Regions from separate parts of the Mus musculus genome. Here all the other regions are linked to region 4. The links are chromatin loops, found by intact Hi-C in ENCODE. Cell type or tissue: heart. All regions are shown on one strand.

Evidence for each region. A loop is a pair of places that touch in the nucleus more often than their neighbours do. Peaks named below come from ENCODE experiments on the same cell type or tissue, not always from the same donor. Only the 100,000 strongest peaks of a DNase experiment are listed, where the experiment ranks them.
Region 1: it touches region 4 in a loop (4-fold over the local background); 10 of 42 quality-filtered maps call a loop at or near these places.
Region 2: it touches region 4 in a loop (2.2-fold over the local background); 5 of 42 quality-filtered maps call a loop at or near these places.
Region 3: it touches region 4 in a loop (3-fold over the local background); 10 of 42 quality-filtered maps call a loop at or near these places.
Region 5: a loop joins it to region 4, with 2.2 times the contacts of the local background. A loop is called at or near these places in 7 of 42 quality-filtered maps.

Annotation. Positions count from the first base shown.
Region 1 is chr14:60,523,290-60,528,289 of GRCm38, reverse strand. It overlaps a transcript of Spata13 not described here. Among named protein-coding and RNA genes, the nearest start is that of Gm41166, 97 kb to the left of the region's middle. In heart, a CTCF peak has its summit at 2,804 (motif pointing left); DNase peaks (open chromatin) are centred at 139 and 2,799.
Region 2 is chr14:60,558,220-60,563,219 of GRCm38, reverse strand. It overlaps a transcript of Spata13 not described here. Among named protein-coding and RNA genes, the nearest start is that of Gm41166, 62 kb to the left of the region's middle. In heart, CTCF peaks have their summits at 2,912 (motif pointing right) and 2,924 (motif pointing right); no DNase peak of the experiment used is centred here.
Region 3 is chr14:60,529,723-60,534,722 of GRCm38, reverse strand. It overlaps a transcript of Spata13 not described here. Among named protein-coding and RNA genes, the nearest start is that of Gm41166, 91 kb to the left of the region's middle. In heart, CTCF peaks have their summits at 2,772 (motif pointing left) and 4,766 (motif pointing left); DNase peaks (open chromatin) are centred at 3,552 and 4,432; H3K27ac peaks cover 548 bases; H3K27me3 peaks cover 388 bases.
Region 4 is chr14:60,633,133-60,638,132 of GRCm38, reverse strand. It overlaps Spata13 (spermatogenesis associated 13), which reads right to left and starts at 3,428. Exons shown (of 13, transcript NM_001033272.2): 1 at 3,269-3,428. In heart, a CTCF peak has its summit at 3,069; DNase peaks (open chromatin) are centred at 3,112 and 3,532; H3K4me3 peaks cover 2,543 bases; H3K27ac peaks cover 1,972 bases; H3K27me3 peaks cover 1,623 bases.
Region 5 is chr14:60,584,471-60,589,470 of GRCm38, reverse strand. It overlaps a transcript of Spata13 not described here. Among named protein-coding and RNA genes, the nearest start is that of Gm41166, 36 kb to the left of the region's middle. In heart, no CTCF peak of the experiment used is centred here; a DNase peak (open chromatin) is centred at 2,190; H3K27ac peaks cover 1,393 bases.

The DNA of each region.
Region 1 (5,000 bases), 110 kb after region 4:
TATATATATATATATTTTTAATTCTCTTTGTACTGTGTGGCGGTTTGAATATGTGTGGCCCAGGGAGTTGCTCTCTTAGGGGGCGTGGCTTTATTGGAGGAGTTGTGGCCTTGTTGGAGGAAGTGTGTCACTGTGGGGGTGGACTTTGAAACTCTGCCCAGTGTGGAAGAGCCAGTCTTCTCTTGTTTGCCTTTGGAACAAGATATAGAACTCTCAGCTCCTTTAGTGCCGTGTCTTCCTGCATGCATGCTGCCATGCTTCCTGCTATGATGATAATGGACGGAACCTCTGAGCCTGTAAGCCAGACCCAGTTAAATGTTGTCCTTTATAAGAGCTGCCTTGGTCATGGTGTCTCTTCACAGCAATGAAACCCTAACTAAGACATACTGAAACATTTCCACCAACTCCTGTCATTATTCTTGACCAAAAGAGTCCAATGACCATTTATGCAGCATTTACATTGCACTGCAAATTCCAGGTTGTTTAGAGAAGATGTCAGGTGTAAGATGATGCCTGCTGGGTCTCAGCACATGTGACACCAAGGACCATTTCACAGTCTCTGGGTTGTGGTGTGTTTGGGAACCCTGGAACCAACTGTATACATGTATATACAGTAGACTTTCCAAAGAGACTTTATACTGTAAAGCATTGCCTAATTTGAACTATAGGATGTGCATTTTTAGTGTTCTCATGACTGTTGTCATTGTTAATGCTGCTGCTACTGATATTTTACGGCAAAGGAAATCAACAACTGTAGAATCAAGAGTTTTAGGCTCCTCATCATGTTCAGGGTTAGAACTCAGACATTCCTTAGCCTGAATCCTAAATTTAAGTAGCTGAGGACTTAGCCCCTATGCGTAGCCCCTATGCCTGTTTCACTGTTTGTTAAATTAATTGTATAACTGCTTCCCTTGTCTTAAGTCTCTTTTCTCCTTTCTTCTTGTTATTTTTTGTCTTCTGGTTTCTTAAGATGAATTCTAACTCTTATTTTAAATTTTTCATTATACTAAAGACAGCGTTTAAAGCCATTTTCTCCAAAGACAACTTTTTGTGCATGCTGTAGGTCTGCTATGAGGACTCTTGGTGTGCACGCGCGCGCGCTTGTGTGTGTGTGTGTGTGTGTGTGTGTGTGTGTGTGTGTGTGTGTGTGTGCCCAGAAGAGGGTATTGGACACCCTGGAGTCACTGTGTGGGTGCTGGGAACCAGACCCTGGTCTTTTGCATAAGAAGCCAGTGCTCTTGACTGCTGAGCTGTCGTTCTCTTGCCTTCTTGCTGAATGACTCACTGCAGCCTCGGCTTCCTGCTTGCTCGGGAACATTTAATGAATGCACTTTGTTTTCTAAATAGAGAACTTTTATATGATTCATCTGTTCGGGGCTGGGGGGGTGGGGGGTGGTAAGAGACTGATGACTCTAAACTCTACTTTCTTAAACTCTCTGAAATGTCCTTCGTCATCAAGGTTCTGACAAATGCTATAAAATTTATCTTTTAAAAGATGAGAAATAAGGAAAAGTTACATATTTTCAACTTTGTGATGCAAATTTTACATATATTTTTTGCATGAGGAAAGACTTCTTTCAGATTCTATTTGTCTTTGATTATTTGAGGTCAATTCACTTGAATTCTTCAGTGAGAATATTGAAAGCCTTCATTATATCTGTGCCCCATCAAGTTCTGTTTACATTTTTGTTGCTCCATGTGTTTGGGCCTGCGTTGTTGGTATAGACAGGTGCTTTAATTTATCTAAATGACATAATGTAATATTGAACGTGCAGTAGGTCTACCTGTCAGTCACCTGGGGATTGCAAATAAAATGCACAATGAGGCACATGAAGTGTGAGAGAGAATTTACATATCAACTTTCTGTGCTAAGGGATGCCCGGGTAGCAGGTAACTCACTGCTATTTCTGGGTATGTCTGAGAGGCTGTTTCCAGGAGGAAAGGAGGTCGTTTCTCCCCAGTGTGAGCACCATCCACTTAATCAAGGGCCAAGTCAGGACAAAAGCCACAAGGTAGAGTGACTTTGGTGAAGACAAGACAGCAGTAACAAAACTCACAGTGACCAAAAGGGTAGAAGGAAGCCAGGTTGCTGGGCCGATCTGGGCCTGCCCTTGGGCTTGGGACATCTAGTTCTTGGCCCTGTGGACTAAGGGACAGTACGTGGAGAGGTGCTGGCTTCCCTGTTCTCAGACCTTAGGGTGTGGGCTGAGCACATCACCAGTTTTCCTGATTCTCTGGCTTACAGAAAGGAGATCCTGGAACCTATAGCTTTCACAATAGTACCAGCCAGTCTCTCCAGATGACTCTCCTTCTCTATGTCTATGCAGAAATGCACAAACTGTTTATATTCTGTCGGTCCCGTTCCTCTGGAGACTCGGAACCCAAAGAAAAGAGATTTCCATACTGCTTGTTGAAGATGAGGCCACTACACTCCCCTGAGTATAGATGGGATGGACTGAAGCTGATCGACACCCATGCCTTCCGGTCAGCAGTGCAGGTTCAGATATAGAAGGCACACACAAGCACGTCACAGTGGCACAGCTACAGAGTCCACACTCTGCAAATGCGAATCCCATCAGTGTTGGGATGAATAACGGAAGTATCAGGTGTTCGGCACCTATAGAGCCACACCTATAGAGCCAAAGGGACAGACAAGCTATTGCTCTACAGGTGTCATGGTATGCCTTGCAAACGAGAGGGAAAGAAACCAAGCACAAAATGGTACAAACTGCATGCCTCCATTTGTGTAAATTACTGACCAGGATGTCAGATAGTGGATATAGGATCAAGGGTGCCCTCTAGTGGTGAGTTGTGAGCAGACAGAAGGATGTAGCCCTGGCTGTCCTGGAACTCACTTTGTAGCTGGCTTTGAACTTAGAAACCCACCTGCCTCTGCCTCCCGAGTGCTGGAATTAAAGGCGTGCACCACCACCGCCCAGCTGGAATCCATTTCTTAATCTAAGTTGTAGCACATGTTTTTGCAGGCTGGGGAAATCAAGGGAGCTGAACACTAGCAAGGTATGAATGTCTCTGCATATGCAATGACCTACAGATGCTTTGTTTTTTGTTTTTATCATCATTTAAAATCTAATATAGAGCTGTGCACAGGATCCACAATGAGATGGAAACTGCTACAATTTGCCTTTTTACAAGGTACATTCAAATCTCAGAGGAAACCAGAGGCACTGCGCTCATTTCTCTGATAAGTCATACAGTTTCCTTTTCTGGGCTGCTCAGTGGGCGTGAGAACTGTGACCCCATTTTATAGAGTACGAAAATGAAACTCAAGGGCTAGAGACGGTTCAGTGGTTCAAAGCACTGGCTGCTCTCTCAGAGGACCAGGCTTTGAGTCCCAGTATCCTCATGGTGGTTCACAACCATCTGTAACTCCAGTGTCAGGGACCTGACAGGCTCTTCTGGCCTCTGGGCACCAGGCATGCATATGCTGCAGGACATACAGGCAGACCAAACACCCACACACATACACTCAATTAAAAAAATACTTTTTAAGAAACAAATGAAAATGAGCCCAGCCTGGAAGCCATCTGCCTGTGCATCTCCCGGTTATAATCTCTCCGACTAAAGGCAGTAGTCCTCAGCACCACCTTGGTCCATGTTTGCCTGCTGGAGTCCCAAGTCACAGGAACCCTGTGACTCTGCCTTTTAATTTCTCTCCATGAAGTACAAAGAAGATCTTCTCCCAGGACATTTTACATGAGTTGTTTAGAGAGACTCAGAAACTCTCATGAAGCCACAGTGTCCCTCCATCCAACTGTGAGCTTCCCTTGTCTCTTGGTTTAGTTTCACTGCTCTGTGTCATGAGCCTGGCACTGCCACAGTGTCATCTCACCACCAAGTTTCCTCTGTAAGAACATTCCCTCTGACACATTAGCACTGGCGGTGCTTAAAACAACGAAAATGACTTGTATTGTGTGGTCTATCCAATTCAATTATATGCGCATGTGCATGTGTGCATGTGTGTGTGTGTGTGTGTGTGCATGTGTGCATGTGTGTGTTGTGTGTGTGCATGTGTGCATGTGTGTGTGTGCATGTGTGCATGTGTGGATGTGCCTCCTGAGTGCTAGGATTATAGGTGTGTACCACCATACTCAACTTTCAGTTTAGTGATCTTATGGCTTTGTTTGGGACTTGGAGACCTGGGAAAGGGATAGGAGGAGCAAGAGAGAATGGGGGAGGGGAGGCTTAGACGAGCAAAGGACAATGCTATGTATGCATAAAACGTCAAAACAAAACCTAGAACGTTGGATGCTAACTTTAAAAATTAATTCATAAAACACTTATTCAAAGGACCATGTCTGCAAGAAGCGTTGGCACGGAACAGAATAAGGCTGAAGTGCTCACTTTAGAAGCTCATCATGGGGAGGGAAAACATCTTTAGGGTGGTCCAAAGGCTGTGGCTGGGGGTTAAATTCAGCTCTGGGCTTTCTGGAAGAGAGTTATAAATCTCCTTTGATAACAGGAAATAGGTCAGTTATTAAAAGAGACAATTTTTCAGCTGCAGATTCCTAGAGAATATGCCAAGGAGGCCCTCTGAAGGTTCCACAGGGAGGGCACCTGGCAGGTGCCATGAAGCCGGAAATACCACAGACAGGAGAAGCTCACAGACTCAACAGCCTCGAGTTTTATCTTTAGAAAATACGTTCAAAGACGGAAAAAAAATCGAAAAGAATAATGGAGGAAAGAGAGATTTGGGATTACGAGAGGCCCAGGCAATGCAGGCAGGGGGCAGGCAGATCAGCCCCTGAACCTGCCCTGGTTCAAGGTGCCTGGATTCACCAGCACAGGCAAGCTTAGTATTCCTACCATGGTGAGTGAGTGGACAGGCCAGGGCTCTCCGGCTTTAAGCAAAATGCACAATAACATTCTATCAACCTCTATGTACACTGCCACCCAAACAGGAAAGACAAACAAGTGTGCTCCTGTGTCCCTAGGGCAGAGGTGGAGTTAAATGCCCCCACTGTCTTCCCTGCTGCCCTGGC
Region 2 (5,000 bases), 75 kb after region 4:
TGAATGAGACACTGCCTCAAAAAATAGAGAACAGGCTGAGGCTGTAACTCAGTGGAAGAACCTTTATGTAGCATGTGTGAAGTCCTGGGTCCAATCCAAGGTGCTGTATTTTTATAAGCCAAAAGTTAAAATATGTTAAAAACACACTAAGCTGCCAAATATGGCAATTTAAAAGGAAACTAATTGTAGTTCAATAGGAAAATATGTTTAAAGAATCAGAGGCCAGCAGAAAGACTCTAAGCTGTACATCAGTGTCCTATTGCAAGGACGAGACACCACGGCCAGAACAACTCATGTAAAGGAAGTCTTTAACTGGGCTGGCTTACAGTTTTAGAGGTTTAGTCCACTATCAGCATGGTAAGGAACATGACAATGTGCAAGTAAACCTGGTACTGGAGAAAGAACTGAGAGTTCTACATGAAGACCTGCAGGCAGCGAGAGAAGAGAGAGACTTGTCCTGGCTTGGGATTTTGAAAACTTCAAAACCCACGCCAGTGACACACTTCCTCCAATAAGACCAACCCCTCTAATCCTTTTAAATAGAGTCACTCTCTGTTGACTAAGCAATCAAATATATGAGCCTCTGGTGGCCACTCATATTCAAAGCACCGCAATCAGTGCACACATTCATTTCTAACTGATCCCAGAAAGGGGTTGCTATTGAATTATCTTAGTTTCTACTACTCTCCTCATGAACTCTCTTATTTCTATTTGCTTCCTGTATTATCTTATTATCATCCCTTTGATGATTTGAATAACTCTGCCTCTTTCTGATTGCTCTTCTTCTAAGAAGAATATCATTCTCCTTTATTATCCAGCACTGTGGCCAGCCAATAACTATATGCAAGAGAGGGAAGCAGAGACCAGGGCTGTGTGGCAGGTGCACACTAAGTATTTAAAACGATTGTGTGATCCCAGAGGCAGGAAGCACCCTCTTTGTAAAGCTGCATCTCAGAGAGCAGCAGGATGCCCAGAAAGCATCATTGGTGATGGATTCCTGCCTGAATCAAGGAAGAGATTCTTAAAAGGTTCTTTGAAGATGGTAGATTAAAGATGAACTTTCCAGAGAGCAGGCTAGACATACTCCCCACAGGTCTATGATAGCAATAAGAAGGCTGTCAACCGCCCTGCTCCCATCCTACCCCAATTCTGTAAATTAACAAAGACTTGCAGCAATCCAAGCGGTGTTTACAAAGGAATAAGTCTGAGTTACTGTAGGAACAGTGAGTTTTATGGTGGTCACCCCTGCCTTCCACCCTTCCCCCTCATACCCAGCTCCAAGTTAGCCTGGAAATCTAAAAGCCTATAGAAAGTATGAAAACCAGCAAATAGCCCTGTGAGGCAACAGCATCCACGGGAGGCCCCCAAAAAGCCACCCCCAGAAAAGACCATTGTCTGGGTTTGATCATTCTCTGGGAACCTGTGTGGAAATAGCTGTGCGTATGTCAGATATGATCAGCCATCATCAGCCATGGACATGTGAGGTAGCAATACCAGTTAGGACTAAGAAAAGGCTGACCAGAAAGGAGACCACAGTGAAGGAGACGCTCCTCTGGAGCTCTGAGAAGCTACAAGGGGCAGCCTCAAGGCTTAGAGAAAGGAGGGGATGCAATCTGAGGCAGAGAGATGGAGCATTGAAGTATGCTGCAGTGACCCGCAGGAAGGCTGGAAGACTTCATACAGCACATTAAAGGAAATCTCTCTTTTGCTGTCAGGAGATCGAATAAGAGAAGAGGCTCAAGAACAGGATTGTAGATCTCATAGAATTACCCAGGAAAAGCCCAAAGCAAGCAAAGGACAGCAGCCACAGTAGGTCCCAGAGATACAGAAGAGAAATTATTTTGTATTTATTATTTTATTAAACTTATTAGATAGTTATTATTTAGTTATCATTCAATTAATATTTATTTTTATATTAAAGTAATATAAATATATTGATTAATATATTTTAATAATAACATTCAGAATGTAAACAATATTACAGTGTATAATAAATAACATAATATAAACAATATAATAAAATAATATATTAATATATATTAATAAATTAAATATAACTTATTTAGTATTTAAAAGATCTACGTTTTTTGTTTTTTGTTTTTTTGGGTTTTTTTTTTTTTTGACTAGATAGAGAATTAGGGTCAGCACAATGGCTCTTCTGTAAGATATTTGCCTGACAAGATTGGTGACTTGGATTCTTTTCCTAGAATCCATGTAAAGACGGAAGGGGATAGCTAATCCCACAAAGTTGTCCTGGCACATGTAAACACACACACACACACACACACACACACACACACACCCCACTCACTAACAATAATAACTGAAAATTTAAATTTAAAAAACAAATACAGGAAATACAGATAAACATGGGAAATAACGCACCCAACGTGTATGTGGACTTAACTTCCATTCCAAGCAGTGTAAAAACAAACAAATAAACAAATGAGAAACAAACAGATCTCTCCTGTCTGATTGCAGATACAGCGATACAGATAAAGAAGTCAGGGACATCAGTGGGGACGTTGTTGGAGAAATACAGACAAGAGATTTTGGAGGTACGACCTTGGGGTGTGACAGTGCACCAAAAGAAAGAGAAGGGATTGGGGGCTCAGTACTCAGTAGGAAGGAGTGGCCAGCCAGCCAGGGAAGGAGCCAGTAAGGTCAGAGGTCAAAGTGCTGAGGCCACATAAGTGGTGAGCACAGAGGCCTCATGGGCAGAGATGTTAATTGATGACACGACCGTGGCAGTTCTGTCAACATCAAATAGTATTCATAAAGCTGTGCACGGATGGGCGAGGCCGGCAAGGGTGAGTGCCACAACCCCCCCCCCCCCCCCGGGGGAGGGGATGCTCTAGTTATGTGTATACACTTGTGACTATGTATGGGTACATGCATGTTGGGTGCCATTCTCGAGGAGACCAGAAGGGGGCATTCGATTCTCTTGAGCTGGAGTCACAGGCAGTTTGGGACACTGGAAAAATGAACTTAGGTTCTCTGCAAGAGCAGTGTGTGCTCTTAATTACTGAGCTGTCCCTCCAGCCCCGTGTATCAGTTTTAACTGATAGCAGCTGCAAATCTACCTTCCAAACGCCTGGGACAGACAACCTAAGCACTGGGGTTGCTAGATTTAGAGAGAAAAACAATTCACAGGCTGTCTGTCGAATGCTGAGTATCTCCCAAACTTCATGTCCTGCAACTTGATGCAACTGGATGGAGGGAATAGCCCAGAGGAGGTGATTACATCAGTAGGTTGGAGACTCATGTCTGAGTAACCCTGGAAAAGGCCTTGGGGAAATGAATGCTTTCTTTCTGTCCCTTTCTCGGAGTTTGTCCCTCCTGGAAGACACAGCTACAGGCACCATCTTGGAAGGGGGGTGCCGAGGTCCTCACCAGACACTGATCCTGATAGTTTGTTGATTTTAGATTTTTATCCTCCAGGACTGCAAAATATGAATTTCTGTTATTTGTAAGTTACCCAGGTCTGTGGCGTTTTGTTATAGTAGCCAAAATAGACTAATTGAGCTCATCTGAATTCTAGAACCACAGCAATCCTTAGGTATGCCTTACATACCGCACATCCAGACCAGATGTTAGGGATTATTTTCCTGTGACTGTGCGCATTCCATCACAGCCCGACTACAGTGGCTGCTGAGGCCCCAGGGGTCTTAGTACCTATTGTGTAGAAACTTACCAGATTTAGAATGAGACCAATTTTTGAACCCGGATGCTTCCACTTGCTAAATATAGGACAACAGGAAAATCCTTTGCTTCTCTGGCCCTTAGAGTCCACAGTGGTGCAAACCCAATGCAGTGAGCTCCCATGTCTTGTTCCACAGCCCCTAGCCCAGTGGTTCTCACTCTTCCTAATGCTGAGACTCCTTACTGCAGTTCCTCAGGCTCTGCTGACTACCAACCATAGAATTATTTTCATTGCTATTTTTATAACTGGGTATAAATAAATGTGATAAATCATAATGTAAATATCTGTTTTCTGATGGTCTTAGGTGACCAGTGTGACAGGGTCATTCAACCCCAAAGGGGTCACGACCCACATTTTAAGAGCCACTGTACTAATCCAACCAATCCTGGGCTATAAATATTCAGAAGAGAAAGCTCCCATGTCTACGCTGGATAGGAACTAAATTTTTCTCATCACCGTTCTCTACATACATAATGAGTCTTCACGTAGATTTACATTGCACGAGGTTTAGTAAGTCATCCCAGAAAAGGTTTAAAGTTGGTGGTGAGGTGTCAGCAGGTCTTGCAGGTAGGACCCATTTTATCAGTACTGAGTATCAGTTGACTTTTGGTACCCAGTGAGATCTAAGTAGTTCCTCCTTCAGGACTTCCTAGGATTGACAGTATTGACACGGGCTTCTCCTGGTGCACTGAACTACTGTGAGAATAACAGTGGGCGTTGTGTGCCTAAATAATGTGTGGGAGTCTTATTCCCATGTGAGTGTGTTACTCCCCGCTTAATAAACTGTTGCTATAAAAGCAGCATGCTGGTTCAGAGAGCCGAGTGCCATTAGATGCAAATCTGTCCAGAGTGTCTGAAAGGCAGATGGAGCAGAAACAGAGGGAGAGGACCACAGCTGCCTGAGACACTCAGTTCCTGTGCTCCACTGCCTTCCTCCTGGGAAATGTCTTTAGGCAGGCCAAGAGGATGTGTCCCTGACCCACAGAGGACTGGAGGGCTGACATACCCGTAAAAGAGACCCACGGGAGGTGTCATGTAACACTATCTAAAGTTAGGCAGAAATATTTCCTACCCTTACCAGCATTTGTGGCGTTTGTGTTTGTCAACAAAACCAGACAGCAGCCCCTGACCACATCTCAGAGAGAACCGTGGCAGATAGTACAGATAGGACCAAGAGCCCAGGGAAGATAAAGGAACCCCAGGGGCACGTGGCTTTTCTGGTTGGTCACTTGAAGTAAGACTCAAGAGCTTTGGGATTCCACATATGAAGGAAGAACTGGAAAGCAAGACAGAGAGG
Region 3 (5,000 bases), 100 kb after region 4:
TCATTCAGAGATGGTGCATTCCTCTCGCCCTCGAGGAGAGTTGGAGGAGGCTGAGCGAATTAGCCAAAGGCATCAGGCCGGCAATACTTAGCAGTGCATGAGGACGGACAGGAAACTCTAGCGCTTCCCTGTGAGCATCACAGAAAGCCTAGCGCCGTGTCTGGCACACGGCGGCCCACCACAACACACATAATGCTGAAGAGAATGAACGGTTGTGGGCTAGTCCATTTGCTCCCCTAATAGTCTCGGGAGGTAGGTACTATTAGCCTCCAACCACTACGGTAAGAACGGGACCAGGTCTGAGATAACAGAGACAGAAAAGGGAGGGGCAGGATTTGAACCCAGGTGCCTCCCTAACGGCATCTGTGATGTGTATGATGTTGTTCTGATGGGGAAGAAATAAATACACAACATGTTTAGCACTGAGGGGGCTGGGGAAACCACTTGGGACCCCCAACAGTGAGAAGATAAGAAATGAGCATGTCTGTGGAATCACAAGCTGGCTCTTTGTAGCACATGTGCAGTGCAGCGCGAGAACCCCTGGCCCTGCAGGCAACAGGCAGCCTTGGGGGCTAATGGAGACTGTAGTTTACACAACCTAATCCTCCAAGGCTGTGTGAAGTAAGACAGGGTACAGCGTTTCTGTTCTTAAGCAGCCTTGTTTTCTTCACAAACACTTTGAATGATGAGTGTGAGCGCACAGTCACAATAAGTCCCCTCCGAAAGGGTTAGCTAAATTTGCTTATTTTTTAAGCGCTGGAGGGCGGATCATCAGAGGGATTAGCAGGAGCACTGCGTGTTCCCTCAGCGTTCCGATCCTCACACGACTGCACGTCTCCTGTGCCTGACCCGAGAAGGCCTCTGCTGGCAGGCTGGGATTTTAGTGTCTCACATTGCTACCTCTGAGAGCAGCTTAGCAATTAATTATTCCCGGGAAACCTCCTATTTAAAAGCTCTTTTGGACAGAGCTCGTTTTGTTAAACTTGACATGCGTCTATCCGAGGTGACTGCAAAGTGCATTTGCGGATCTCTGCAGTCCCATCGTGAGTAGCTTTTCTTCCTGGCTAATGGGCTGGACCCGGACCTGTGGGATTACACACGTGGTCCCTAGAGTGTGCTCTCCAGTGTGGGGGGAATGGAGGCTCCCCGACACGGGGGGAGGGGGGGCATGAGGATCCTTCATGGCATTTTTTATTTTTTTTATATACACTTTGTTCCTTTGTGTGTCAGGATTTTTTTTTAAGTATTAGCATCTGTGTACATGCATTCATTTCCACGGGGGCATGTGGGGGTCAAGGACAAGCGTCAGGAGTCTTCTCTTCTCACTGTGGGTTCCAGGGATCAAACTGAGGCCAGGTTTTTGCTGTGAACGACTTTACCCGTTGAACTATCATGCTGGTCCCTTCACAGTGTCTCAGAGTGACCCCTGGCTATTGTTTGCATCTGAAATGTCCCCCAGAAGCCCACATGTTAGAGCTTGGTAGCTTGGCATTACTGAAGGTGATGGAACCTGGTTAAGAGTTGGGTATACTGGGAAGGTTGCATTAAAGGCGTGTCCACAAAAATTGCATGACCCCAGTCTCTCTTCCTCCTCGCTTTCCCCTTTTGCTTCTGGCCATGGGGGTGAGCATTTGCTCTGCCACACACTGCTACCACCATATGCTGCCTGACAGAGACCCAAAGCAACTGGGCCACAACTGGGCCACCTGCATTGAAATTGTGATCTCACTCGACCTTCTCCTCTTTATAAGTTGAGTTGATTGTTTTGTGCATTTTGTTACAGCAATGGAACTCTAACGCGTTTTTCTTTGTGGACAGCTAGGACAGCGTTTCTTCCATTTTCCTGCGTGGGCAAAGCTATGCAGGGTCTCCATCAGGCTAGAGACACAGACCAGCTTGTTACAGTTTTAGGACCTGTACCACAAGCACATAACCTAGAACAGCTCTTCCTCTGTGCTCTATGAGCCTGATGATGTTGGAAAGACCTCTAACAATTTTTTTGGGACAATGGCATTTTTTCTATTTATTTATTTATTTTACATCCAGATCTCAGCTTCCCCTCCTTATCTCCCCTTTCTCCATTCTCCCCTCCCTTTCTCCTCAGTGAAGGCCAGGTTTTCTGTGGATATCAACCCACCAACATATCAAGTTGCAGTAGGACTAAGCGCATCTTCTCCTATTGAGAAGGCAGCCCAGTTAGGGGAAAGAGCTCCAAAGGCAGGCAACAGAGTCAGAGACAGGCCCTGCTCCTGTTGTTAGGGGACCCAGATGAAGACCAAGCTGCACGTCTGTCACATGTACATAGGAAGACTGGGTCTGACTCTCTGTGAGCCCCTATGTTGTATAAATTTCTACCCATAGCACACAAGAATCAGTTCCTGAGATTGGAAATGGTGTCTGGTCAGGGTTCAAATGGAGACCATACATTTAAGGAACTCCTTTTCCCCCATGTATCTCTTAAAGTTTGAGTCTGAATCATAATCCAAGCCACCAGCCTCTATACAAACTGCTAACCAAAATACTCTTTCCCTCTTAGCAGAAAGACAGCACCTCCCCCCACCCCCAACACAGCCCTGCAGACATGTAGATGTGCAGATGTGCAGGCAAGCAGATGAGCAGATGTGCAGGTGAGCAGATGTACAGATGAGCAGATGTGCAGGTGAGCAGATGTACAGATGAGCAGATGTGCAGGTAAGCAGATATACAGATGTACAGGTAAGCAGATGTACAGATGAGCAGATGTGCCCTTCTCCACCATCTAGTGGCTAGAGAGAAAAATGCTTTCCAGAGCAACACCAGCCCTGGCTTCCACATCCTGCCTGTAACAAGGTGAGCTTACAAGACTGTTAGGTACCCAGCAGGCTCATCACTTTCTTTTCTTGGTGCAATCTAGGGTAAGAATGACTTGACAGATTTCACACCCCTGCTAGGTGATGCTGGGTCTTAAATCCCAAAGTCCTCTTCTGTCTGAATACTGACATTCAGGGAGTCGAGGCTAAGGACCCAAGTTTTAAATGGTAGAGAGACAGCCTCCATGGACCATATTCACAAGGTGTTCGTATCTGAAGCAATGGTGTTTCTCAACACTATCGCTTAGCTTCTGTCAATTGTGATTCTGAGTTAGGACTGGCTTTGAAACTCCAGGCAAGTAAATTTCTTCTAAGACCTTTGTCTAAATTTTGTGATTAAAAAATGGAAGAAATCAGAAACATTGTTGCTAGCTAAGCGCTTGGTGCTTTATATCTAAAGTAACGATGTCACAGAGGCAGTAACTGAGCTGGAGATACACACAGGTCTTACAGACCCACAATAAAATGCTAAAGGACTAGAGAGACCCTAAGAGCATCAGGAGAGGGTGAGATTTAATGAGAATTGCCAACTATAGCCTCATGCAAGGTGGAGGGGAAATAACCAAAGCTGAGCTTCTTAGTCCCAAAACAGCCCTACAGGAAATTCCGTGGAGCAGTCTTCTATGGAAAACAGGAGATGTATCTTATAAATAATGAGGTGAGCAGAGCCATGAGGAGACAAGGCGCCATAGCGGAAGAGGGGAGACTGGACAAAGGATGGACCTTCCTGGCCAGAAGAAGACAGCATCCGGTGCAATGATAAGGAATGCAGTGTTCAGGTGCTGCCTGTAAAATGTCCTTTACACGGAAGGTTAGTGCATTGTATTGTGCCTAGACAGCTCTTAAAGCAGCCCCACTTTGCATTTTCCTTTTTTTTTTTTCCAGGTTGGTGTTCAGTGAGAGGTGGGGAAGCAGGAAGAGATGATCTGGAGGAATTCCTAATCAATAACTATAACATGATATCTCCTATGATGGATTAAAGGGGTGGAGAGTACGCATAAATACACAGACAACAATACATATTTGCATACAGATTGCTGTTTCATTAGCAGTGACCTTGAATGTAAGTGTTGGCCATTCGGAATTTAAATATTAGGAAGTAACTATTATAATATCAGTGTGAACCCCTTGGAGTCGGAGCGGGGGAGCCTGCAGACCCAGGCTTTGTCTCCGGTTCCTCCATTTGGTGCTGCATTAATAGCAGAAGTCTGAGCGACCGACCCCAGAGGCCCACGGTGGATGGGTGAGTAGAGAAAGCTGATCTCAGCCTGAGGCCAACCGACTCCTCCCTGCCATGAAGAACAGGAAGGCTGAGAAAGAGCACAGTGGGAAAGATAGGTGGGCGGAGCTGCCAGTGGGCCAGAGTGGAGGACAGAAAAACAAACCTCATACAGAGGGCCTATGAGTCCCCAAGCCTGCATACCTCTGTCTCAACTGTCCCCCCAGGACCCCCACTGTGTCCTCCAGGTCCCAGGAGAATCTTCCACCCCAGCTCTTGATGTCTTTAATGTCAGCTCAGATATCTTTAATTTCTGCCAGTCTTTCCTCCCCTTCCCCCAAACCGCCCACCCCCATCAAGTCTCTCATATGACCTCATCTGGGGAGTTTTCTGGGCTCCACTCTCATTGGGCTGTCAATGAGGAACATTCTCTAGACAACCGCACTGTCCTGGGCCAGTGAGGAGTCTAGCAGAATTGTAACAAAGCCATTTTCTTCTCCCAACCCTCACACTGGGAATTCCCTCACACTGGGAATATGACCTCATCCCTGAATCCAGATTATGCATGTGTGCACTCAAGTGCCTTGCCCCTCTCCCCCCGCCCCCGCCCCCATGCCATCGTGGCTGTCACTCCAGAACCCCTAAACATGAGGTAAGAGGGAAGCATCCTTAGGCAGAGACCCTAGAGGTGCAGGTAGTGAGGCTGAGGTGGCGTGGCTGGAACAGCTGCCCTCTGCTGGCTGCCTGCCCCCCCTCACAACACTCCCCCCCCCCCCATGGGAAACTTCTTTGTTAGTTTCACATCTTCTTGGCAGGTCAAGCAGACTCTGCACACACACACACCCCACTTCCCCCCCCCCCCCCCCCGTGAAGAAAAATAGATACAGGTGTCTGAAGTCTCAGGAGGGCTCCCCCAGCAGCTTTCTTGAGAA
Region 4 (5,000 bases):
ACCCACGTGTTCAGATGCCACCTTAAAGAGCCAGAACTAAATTGAAACGGCATGTGCCAATGTCCGAATTTACCAGGAGCCACAGCTCCTTGGGGGCCTATCAAGCATCACACCCTGCCAGAGCCAGAAAAGGATGCAGATTCCTCTGGATCCTCACGGTCACGGCCCGGCTCTCCTGTCCTGGTCATTCTCAGTTCAGTAAGCAGAACCCATCTCTCTACCTTTGTCGAAGGCGCTGAGGCGGCACACTTGCCTCAGCAAACTGTAGGCTCCACTCACAGAAACACAAGAGAATTCACATGCCTCTAATACGACAGACAGTCATGGATGCAAATCTCACTGCTGACAGCGGGGCTCTGGGCATGGTGGCTTCCCTGAACCTCCAGACTCCACTGTGGAACCCAGCTGCCACCATCAGAGCCACAGAGAACAGACGACACGCACAGATGTTTTCTCCCTCCTCCCAAGAAGCTCACGGCCACTCCTGCATGAAACGTACATTTCAGTGTACCTTCTGTACTTTGTAATGATGCAATTCTCCCAGGAAAGGGAAGGAGAGGCAGAGCACTCCAGCTGCTGACGTTGAAATCCCTACGTGCCATGTGGTCTGCCTAGAGAAAGCTGTTCATTCTTGTTGCTCTGGGAAGAACCACTCTTCTAAAAACACCTGAACGTATACATATTTCTGTGATGTTTTACCCCACTTATGCCATCACATGTCTCAAAGGCAAATATTTTCTTCTTATGTCTTTAAGGCTTCCTCCAAAAAAAGGAAACCTACAGATGATTCTACACGAAACATGCAGTTCTACTGCTGTGTAGCTCAGAAAAAGGACGGGAAATGAAGTTGCTTTCCACACTGAGCTGTAGGGTCAGGCGTCAGTCCTGGGATGCTGCGGCTGCTGGACAAATTTGTCTCTTTATGTCTGGGCCAAGTTCCCCGCTGGGTGGATTCTAACGTCCCTTCCAGCTAATAAAGTCTGTAACTCCAGCAGTCTCCTTCAGTAAACTTGCAAGTGAAGACTAGCCAGGAAACAACTGATCAAGGTTTAAGACTATAAAATGAAATAGAAATTAAAGGACTCGTGAAGCCGCATGGTTCTCGGAGACCCAAAGGCCCATTCATTCATTGTACTAAAGTGAAACTGAACTCCTGACACAGGAGCCAGTTAGCCATATACTTTTTATGATGTTGTCTTCCCAACGTCCTAGGGTAAAGATGGGAAGCAGGCTGAAGGCAGAGATGGTGACAGCCAGGCTTTCTGAAGGACATCAGCCATTTGACTTTTCCCCAGGCACTGTCCTACAAGAAGAGTAGACTCTATGCCCTAAACTGGCACACACTGCAAAATAAACAAAACATGTCAAATAACAACCTCACTTCCAAAGCTGAATGCCCGACCTGTCTGAGGTCAAGAAGTCACATGGCCCCATGAGACTAAGTCAAACAACACAGTCATGACAAACATGACTGTGGCAGGCTTACCTTCTCTGAACACACCCTTTCCTCATCTGCAAAAGGGGGAGAGTGGTGGGTCTTCCTTGACAGAGACCGAAGGAAGATTTTAAATGAATATTACTGCTTTAGCACACTGTTTGGTAAATTCTGTGTGATCATCACATTAATGTTGGTAATGACATCATTCTAGGGCTGCATGTCCAATTCCACTTCAACAGACAGGCACAGTGGCAGATGGAGAGGCCTGAGAGCCAGGCAGTGTGCCGCTGTGGAAAGGCAGAAGCTCTAGTGACACTTCCAGACTTTCTAGAAAAAACAAAACAAAACAAAAAACTAAGTCTGTGAGGTAACTCGGGGCTAACTGGAAAGGAGGAAACTGAGCCTAGTGGTGTTCTAGGCCTGTGGGGGGAAGGGAGGACCACAAGGGATCTGAGACCAAGAGAGCTGGGAAAGTCACCAAAGCGTTGGCAGGCTGTGGCTAGGGAGGAAGCAGGTAAAAAGGCCGGAAAAAGAGTGCCCGGTAACACACAGGTCACAAAGAAAGGAAAGGCTCACGAAACGGGTGGGGGTGGGGCGGCAAGTTGGGGGCCAAGGAGGTGAGTGAAAAATAATTAAAACGCTGGATAGAAAGCAACCTCCCCAAAGGCTCTAGAGGGTGGGGGAGGGGCAGAGAACAAGGTTCAGCCCCACTCGGTGGGGGTGCATAATTAACCCGTACCAAGAGAACAATGCGGTGAGGAAGTTTGAAAGGGGGCGATGAATAGCAGGGAAAGGGAGCATTTGCTAGGAAAGGTAAAAAAAAAAAAAAGAAAACAAGAGTGAGGGGAAAAAAAGCAAACAGGGTGAAATTTCTGTGCTTTAAAAGTGGGATCAAAAAAGATGGGCAAAAACCTAGAAGGTCTGGAGAATTTAGAAAACACTAGACAACAGAAATGGGGTGGAAGGGGCCTGAAAAAAATAGTGGGGGAGGGAGAGATACGGCTCTAAGAAGCCTTGGTAACCAGCAGTGAATAAATTCAAATAACTATTCTACTTATCAATGCCATGATCCCATGCTGGGCAGCAACTATAGTAGCTTGGCTCGCTTGTGTTTGCTGTTGGGATTTTTTTGTCTTCTTTCACTCGGGGAAGAAATTTGCTCCGACTCTGCAACTTTGCTGTTAAGAAGTGGGGTCCGCCAGCACAAGCCACCTGAATTCCTCTCCTGCGGCAGTCGTCCCATCCCAGAGTCTAGCCAGTATAGCAATTCCCCATATCCCGAACAGATATGGAGCCAACCCAATTCTGCCAACTCACTCTCTATACAAGTAACGATAAAGTCCCCAAGTCTTTTAGGCTGCGTCCCAGAAGGAGAAACTTGCTTTCTAATCTGAGTGCTCCAATTTAAAACGCAACCCCAATCCCCTCCATGCACAGGTCACGCCCTCCGAGGAAGGAAGCATTCAAGGGGCCAGTGGCGGCCAACCTTTGTCCGTCGTCCTGGCGCAACCCCGCAGCCCGCCCAGCAAGCAGGGAGCGCGGGTAGATAGAGTTTCAGGGTAATCCCTGACGTCCCGGGGGGAAAGGCACCGGCAAGAACAGCACACCGCGCCCTCCCCGGGGGGCGCTGCCGGGCTAGCCCAGAGCAGCCGCTAGCAGGCGGAGCGCTCACGGTGGCGCAACAGGTGAGCAGTCCCAGTCCGTCCCACGAGCCACAAGCAGGAGCTGGCAGCGGGGCACCCTTGGGTCACAGAGGCGCTCAGTTCCTCCGCGATACCCACCCGAGAGCCCGCGCCCCGCAGAGCCTTGCGCCTCTCTGGGTAGCCTCACCTCGACGGTCCCCACTCCACCGAAGCTCCAAAGCCAGCGTGTCCAAGAGGTCCTGCTGCCCAGCCGGCTCCAGCAGGGATGCAGCCGCGAGCTCGCCAGGCTCTGCGCGCCGTGGCCTCCAAGAAAGAGCAGCGCTGATTCCGCCCTCCCGCGCTCAGCCGCCTCCTCCCACGGGCCACGCCCCCAGCCCGCTCCCGAAGCCACGCCTCCACACCGCTCCCCTGAAGCCACGCCCCCGAACCCGCTCCTGGGGTCCTCGCAGCCCTCCTTGCTGGTCCAGCCTCCTCTTCAAGGAGCCACGCCCCCAGCTCATCTTCCTTGCCTCTACCCGCTAGAGAATTTTTTTTCCTTCGACCAACCCCAAACCGTTCGGTTCAAGTCCCCAGGCCAGACCACGCCCTTGGTCTCAGAGGACTCTCTCAACCTACCTCACTTCATTCCCCGCCTCTCACTACCTCCACCCGCTCCACCTCCAGGTTATGCCTTCGTGCCACTCACTCACTCCAAGTCATGCCTCCGCCCTACTAACCTTCTCTAGCAACTCCTCTTTCTCGTTTCATCTTCTCAAAGGATTACTCCCTAGTAAGACCCGGACTCTGTCCCACACCTCCGAGTCCCACTGCGGATCACCGCAGCCACTCACACACTGGCACCATACACGGACTCTTTCTTGCTCCCTACCGGCCAACATGCTGCCTCCGCCCCGGTGAGCTGCTGCGTTGCCTGGGTGACCGCCTGACGCCCACTGTCCCACCTCCTCCTATTGGACTCTTCTCCGTTCAGGCTCAGGGCTATTCTCTGTGCGGGTTCTCCTTTTAAGTCCATGGAAACTCAGCTTTAAGATGCTTTGACCTTCTGTTTTCCCAGAGCCTGGACTATGAACTCTCAAAGAACTCCTACTTTCCTAACTTGGCTCAACTGAGACCACAGAGGGGAAGCAGCTCTTCAATGCCAGGATCTGTGACACACACACACAACCCTTCCAAAATGTGCTGTGGTTATTTCTGAGGAATTCATAAGGCAAGTGCATTCTTTTAAAACTTGTGGTTTGCTGAGACGATTCCTTTGAATGGCAACAATATGCCAGCATGATTATTCTAAATATTAGAAGCTTCTTAACCAAAGAACAATCACTGTCTTAGACAAAAGAACGTGTAATGCACCAATAAAAAAGTTTAAATTAACTTTTAGATTATTTTAATAGAGTAATGCATTTGTTTGAGAATTTCACACAACCTATTTTGATCACATTCACCCTCAATTCTACTCCAACTCTTATTTTGTTTCTATGTGCATGCGTGTCTGTGTGAGTGAGTGTACTCCATTTGTGTGTTCCTGCCTGTGAAGGCAAAGAAAGGAATCACACCTCCTGGAGCTGGAGTTATAAGCGATTGGGGGCCTCTCAATGTGGGTCCTGGGAACCAAGCTGTGGTCTTCAGGAAGGGTAAGAATTGGGCTTAACTGCCGAACCATCTCTCCTCCCTAAATTAATTGTGTGTATGTCTTTAACTACTGAAAAACCCAAGCTGTAATGGAGAGTCCATGCCATTGTGCATCTGTAGAGAACCATGACACACGTGCCAAAGTGAACCCTGTAAACAGGCTGCGTGTGTTGCTTCCTTATGGTCCACCACTTCTGGTTCATGAGCAGGAATGTAAGTACTACAATGCTAATGACAAGATATGGGGGAGGGGGGTCAAAACTCTGTGATTGCCACTCCATATTCTGTAA
Region 5 (5,000 bases), 49 kb after region 4:
GTGCTGGCCATTTCACTGCTGGGAGTGTAAGGCAAAGGGCAGAGAGGAGTGTGGGTTATACTGAGACTCCACTGCGTATTTTTATTTCTGATAGTTAAGTATATCAGCAAGCTCAACAGAAATGGGGGCCTACAGTCCACCCAGACATGAGAACATTGCCTTATTTGGAGAACAATAAGGGATAAAACTTCAAAGCCTATTGTGGGGGGAAACTTTAAAATACATCCTATTGTTTTTCATGAATTCCTGATAGTTCAATTTTGCTGACTCAGGACAGGGAAGTAGATGACATAGACTGACTGGCGTTACTTCTGTTTCCACTGTTGCCTCTACCACTGTTTCCCCTCCCTCCTAAGACTCTAACATTGTAACAGTAGCAGCAAAAGAAATCAAGCCTCAATGGCCTAGAGAAGCAAGTGGGTGCTACATCAGTGGTAGACTTTAAAACTTCCTTGAAGACAGAATGAATAGAGCACCCCACCCCCGCCCCCCCAGAACAGGGTGGAATGTTGCCGCCCAGAATATCCACAAAGAGCCCTGGGAAGAATAGTAGAGGCACCTTTCTGAGCAAGCCTCTCAAAAGCTCTGTGTTTGGGGCCCATAAAGTTAAGGGTGAGAAGAAGGCAAAGAGCTGACCTGTGAGTGTGTGATACAAACTGAGGACTACCTGGTGAGCCACAGCCTGAGTCTCCTGGATCCTTACTGTGTGTGGTGAAAGCAGTGAGTGTCCTTAGCAATTCAGAGGGCTCTTCTGAAGAGAACCAAGGAGCGGGCCTGGGAGTCGGCACCCTTTAGCACTTCCCACCCACGCGTGCAGAGGGCATTCCAGGAAGAATTCAAGGGAAACAATCTTAGACTCAATGCTTCCAGAATGCTTAGCCAGGGCGTTATTCTGAAATATAAACAGGCCACATCCACACTGGAAACGAAAAGCTCTCCGGCAACAGGCAGGTCAGAACTGTGATGGCTAAATTCCCAAACCCAGGAGCTGAGACCTAACCGCCTCTGATGGGATTCACAGGGGCAGGGCCTTAAGATATCAGGGCAGAGCCCTCAGGGTGAATTAAGAGCTTTTCAGCACCGAGTTGAAAGTGGTCCCTGGCATTCTTCAGGCACCAGGCCTGGTGGGGTTTTGATATTGAACTTTTAGGAGCAAACTATGAAAAAGGAATGTGACTCAGTCTATGGTGTTTTGTTACACCAGGACACACAGAATAAGAGTGTAAATACATAAATATTGGGAGAGTGATCCAGTGCAGCGAAGGGAACATCCTGATGTCTTGCTAAACTCAGAAATGATATAATTTGTATCTACTGCTCTCTGAAGAAACAATTTATTTAAACAAAAAGCTAATGTGTTTGATTGCATTCTTTCCTAGGATTTAGGATTATCTTATTTTATTGATTACTTGACAACCTTTTGTTGTTGCTGCTGCTGTTTTTGTTGTGGTTGTTGTTCCTTAACAGTACATGGTAGAGATTTTGATCATCCAGGCCTCTCTCTCTCTCTGGGTACCACACTGACTGTGTCCACAGTGTTCCTGGTGAGTGCGAGCACCTAGTGGGTCTGTAGTTATCTTGAGTTGTTCCCCTCCTCCCTTTAACACAGCTACTTTAATTTCTAGAATTTCCTTTCCCTGATAGAGTTATAAAAAGCTTCATTTATTCCTCCATGACTCTGGCAAGCATAAATTTTGTTCTCTCTCTCTCTCTTTTTTCTGCACTTATCACCCCTTCATTTTGGCCTTAATCAGAAAGTTCCCAGGAATACAGTTTCCAGACAGGAAGCAGAAGCCTACCAGTCCCCGCAGTGTTTGCAGGAGTCCCAGTCTCAGAGACATGGAGTCTTTGAGGGTATGAACCCAGGCTTGTTCAGGGCCGTGGCTCTCTGCTTTATCTGGAATCTCCAGCGAATTTAAAGATAAAGAGGTTTTTTCTTTTCTTGTCTCTTTTCTCTACAAGACGAGCTATTATTGTGTTTCTTTTAGCTGGTTCTGTTTTTAGAGCTACAAAGTCGACTCTCCATGAAGGGCCCATGGTCCTCACCTTGAACTTACTTGTCTGTTAAGTTTTCCCTGGTCTGCGAGTCAACTCTCGTGGCCTCAGCTCCAGGAGGTTCCACATGGGAAACAATCACCGGATTGTTGGAACTCAGAGCCGGAACACAATGTGAGAGTTGTTCTGGTGTGGCTCCTGCTGACCTGCTGCTAAACTAAGAGGCTTAGTCTGCGCAGCACAATCCCTGGGCTGCCTTGAGAGGACGAGCAGGAGGCTGAGAATTGGCCGTGACTCTTCCCGGGATGCAACTGAGTACAATTTCACATACAGGGACAAGTCTAGTGTAGAGGAAAATGACTCTTGGTTTGAACAGATGAGAAATGCAAGACGGGGGCTACATTTGGCAGCGGGGGCTTGGGTGGTGGTGCTGGTGACGGTGGTGGTGGGTATTTTATCTTACAGTTTTCAGTTCATTATAGCTTGTCAGAGGATGAACGGGGAGGCAGGGACTGAAACAGAGGCTCTGGAGCATGGAGTAGCACTGCTCACTGCCTTACTCCCACTTCCTGCTCAGTTTGCTTCCTTACATCACTCAGAACTACCCGCCCAAGAGAGGCACCACCCACAGTGAGCTGAGCAGTCCTACAGCGATCATTAATGAAGACATCACCCCCCCAAGCTTGCCAACAGGCAAGTCTTATGCAGTTAGTTCCTCAACTGAGTGTCCCTCTCTACAGAGGAATGGTTATCACGTTAGAGCACAGAACCTGGACTAACCCAAACCTGTATTCCCAGGCCATACCCACTCATGGTGGTCTAGAAAACACCATCCCATTCCCTTGGAGAGCAGAGCTGTGTTTCTTTCCTTTTTTTTATCACACACACACACACACACACACACACACACACACACACACACTCACACCTGTTTTAGTCACACTCTTTAAAGCAATCTGAACATTATCACAGTATAAACTCTGGTAGTAGTCACCCTTCCCTCCCGTCCTCCCAGATCCTCCTCAGTCCTCCCTTCCTACCCATTTGACCCCACATTTTCTCTTTCTCTTTAGAAAACAAACAGGCAAATAAAAATAAACAAACCAAAATTTTACAAAAAAGAAAAAATAAATAAAATATACACACACAGCAAAGCCCGTAAAAATACAAACTTGGAAACCATAATAAAAGAATGAATATATATATGTATATGTATATGTATATGTATATGTATATGTATATGTATATGTATATGTATATGTATATGTATATGTATATGTATATGTATCAAACAAAGCATTATGAGATGAAGATGGCATTGAGTTCTTTTGTGATGGCTGTCTTCTCCTGGACACGAGGCCCACCCTACATTGTAGTCTATATACCCAGTGAGACTGCATTGGAGGAAACAAGTTTTTTCTTTGAGAGTGGCTGCCAGTTAGAGATGACTTCTTGGTTAGAGATGGGAGTTCAGCTTTCTCAGTGCTGGGATGCATCTGCCTTGAACCTGTCATGCTGCCAGCCTCTGTGAGTTCATGTGCACATCAGTCCTGCTGTGTCTAAAGACACTGTTTCTTTGGTGTCGTCCACCCCCTCTGGATCTTCCAATCTTTCCGCCTTCTTTTCTGCATAGCTCCCTGAGCTTCGGAGGGAGGAGGAAATGACAGAGAGTTGTCCCATTTATGACAGAGAGTTCCAAAGGCTTTTACCCTCTGCACATTGTCCAGTTGTGGGTCTGTCTGTATTAGTTCCCGTTTACCAAGGCTGGGAGCTTTCTCTGACGATGACTGAATGAGACACTGATCTGTGGCTATAGCAGAATGTCCTTAGGAGTCACTGCTGTGTTCCTTTAGCAGAACAATAGTATTTGGCTTTCTCCTAGGCCCATGGCTTCACCAGCATCAGATTCTTGGCCACCCTAGCAGTGTTGGGTTCATCCCATTGAGTGGACCTTAAAGCCACTAAGATTGTGGCTGGTTGTTCCCACATTATCTGCGCCACTGTTGTACCAGGGTGCCATGCAGGCAGGTTAGCACTGTAGATCTCAGAGTTTGTAACTGAGTTGGTGGGGTGGTTGCCTTTATCCTCTGGTAGAGTGCAGAATATCTCCTGGTACCATGAACACGAGTCAGCAGGGGTGAGGGTTTAGTTAGGCTCAAGCTCGACTTCTCCATACTCAGTGAGGTTTGTATGATGTGGTGTCTTCAGCAATAGGGACTTACCACCAGGTTGTGGACAGGAACCAATAACCTTGGCAATAGCTTGAGATGTTTGGGGTTTCCATGGGGCCCCTTTAGCCACCAATTCAATTACATGTCACCCATTCCTGGCACTGAGGTTTCTCTTGGTGGTAAAAGATGTGTAGTTGGGGCGTTATCTCCCCTGTTATTTGGTAATTCCATTTAGATTTCTTGTGTGTGTGTGTGTGTGTGTGTGTGTGTGTGTGTCTGTGTGTGTGTGTGTGTGTGTGTGTGTGTGTAATATATAAATTTTTACTACTGTCGGTTTCCATGTGGTTCCCGAAATATACCTTAAATATGCCTTAGTTAGTTGTTCCTACTTCTTCCTCCTCTTCCCCCTTTCCATTCTAGTCCCTCTCCTGTCTCTCCCTAACTATTCTATTTCCCCTGGCTTGAGAGATCCTCATCTTCCCTTAGTTCCTTACTCTATTCCTAACCTCTGTGGTTATACAGATTGTAGTATGCATAGCAAAGGCTTAAAAGCTAACATCCATACACAAGAGAATGCATGCCATATTTGTATTTTTGGGTCAGGGTTATCTCATTCAGGATGATTCTTTTATAGCTACATCCATTTACCTGAAAGCTTGATGATTCCATTTTTTTTCTCTTTTTTTAAATTAGGTATTTTCCTTGTTTACATTTCCAATGCTATCCCAAAGTCCCCCATACCAACCCCCCCAACCCCCTACCCACCCACTCCCCCTTTTTGGCCCTGGCATTCCCCTGTACTGGGGCATATAAAGTTTGCAAGTCCAAAGGGCC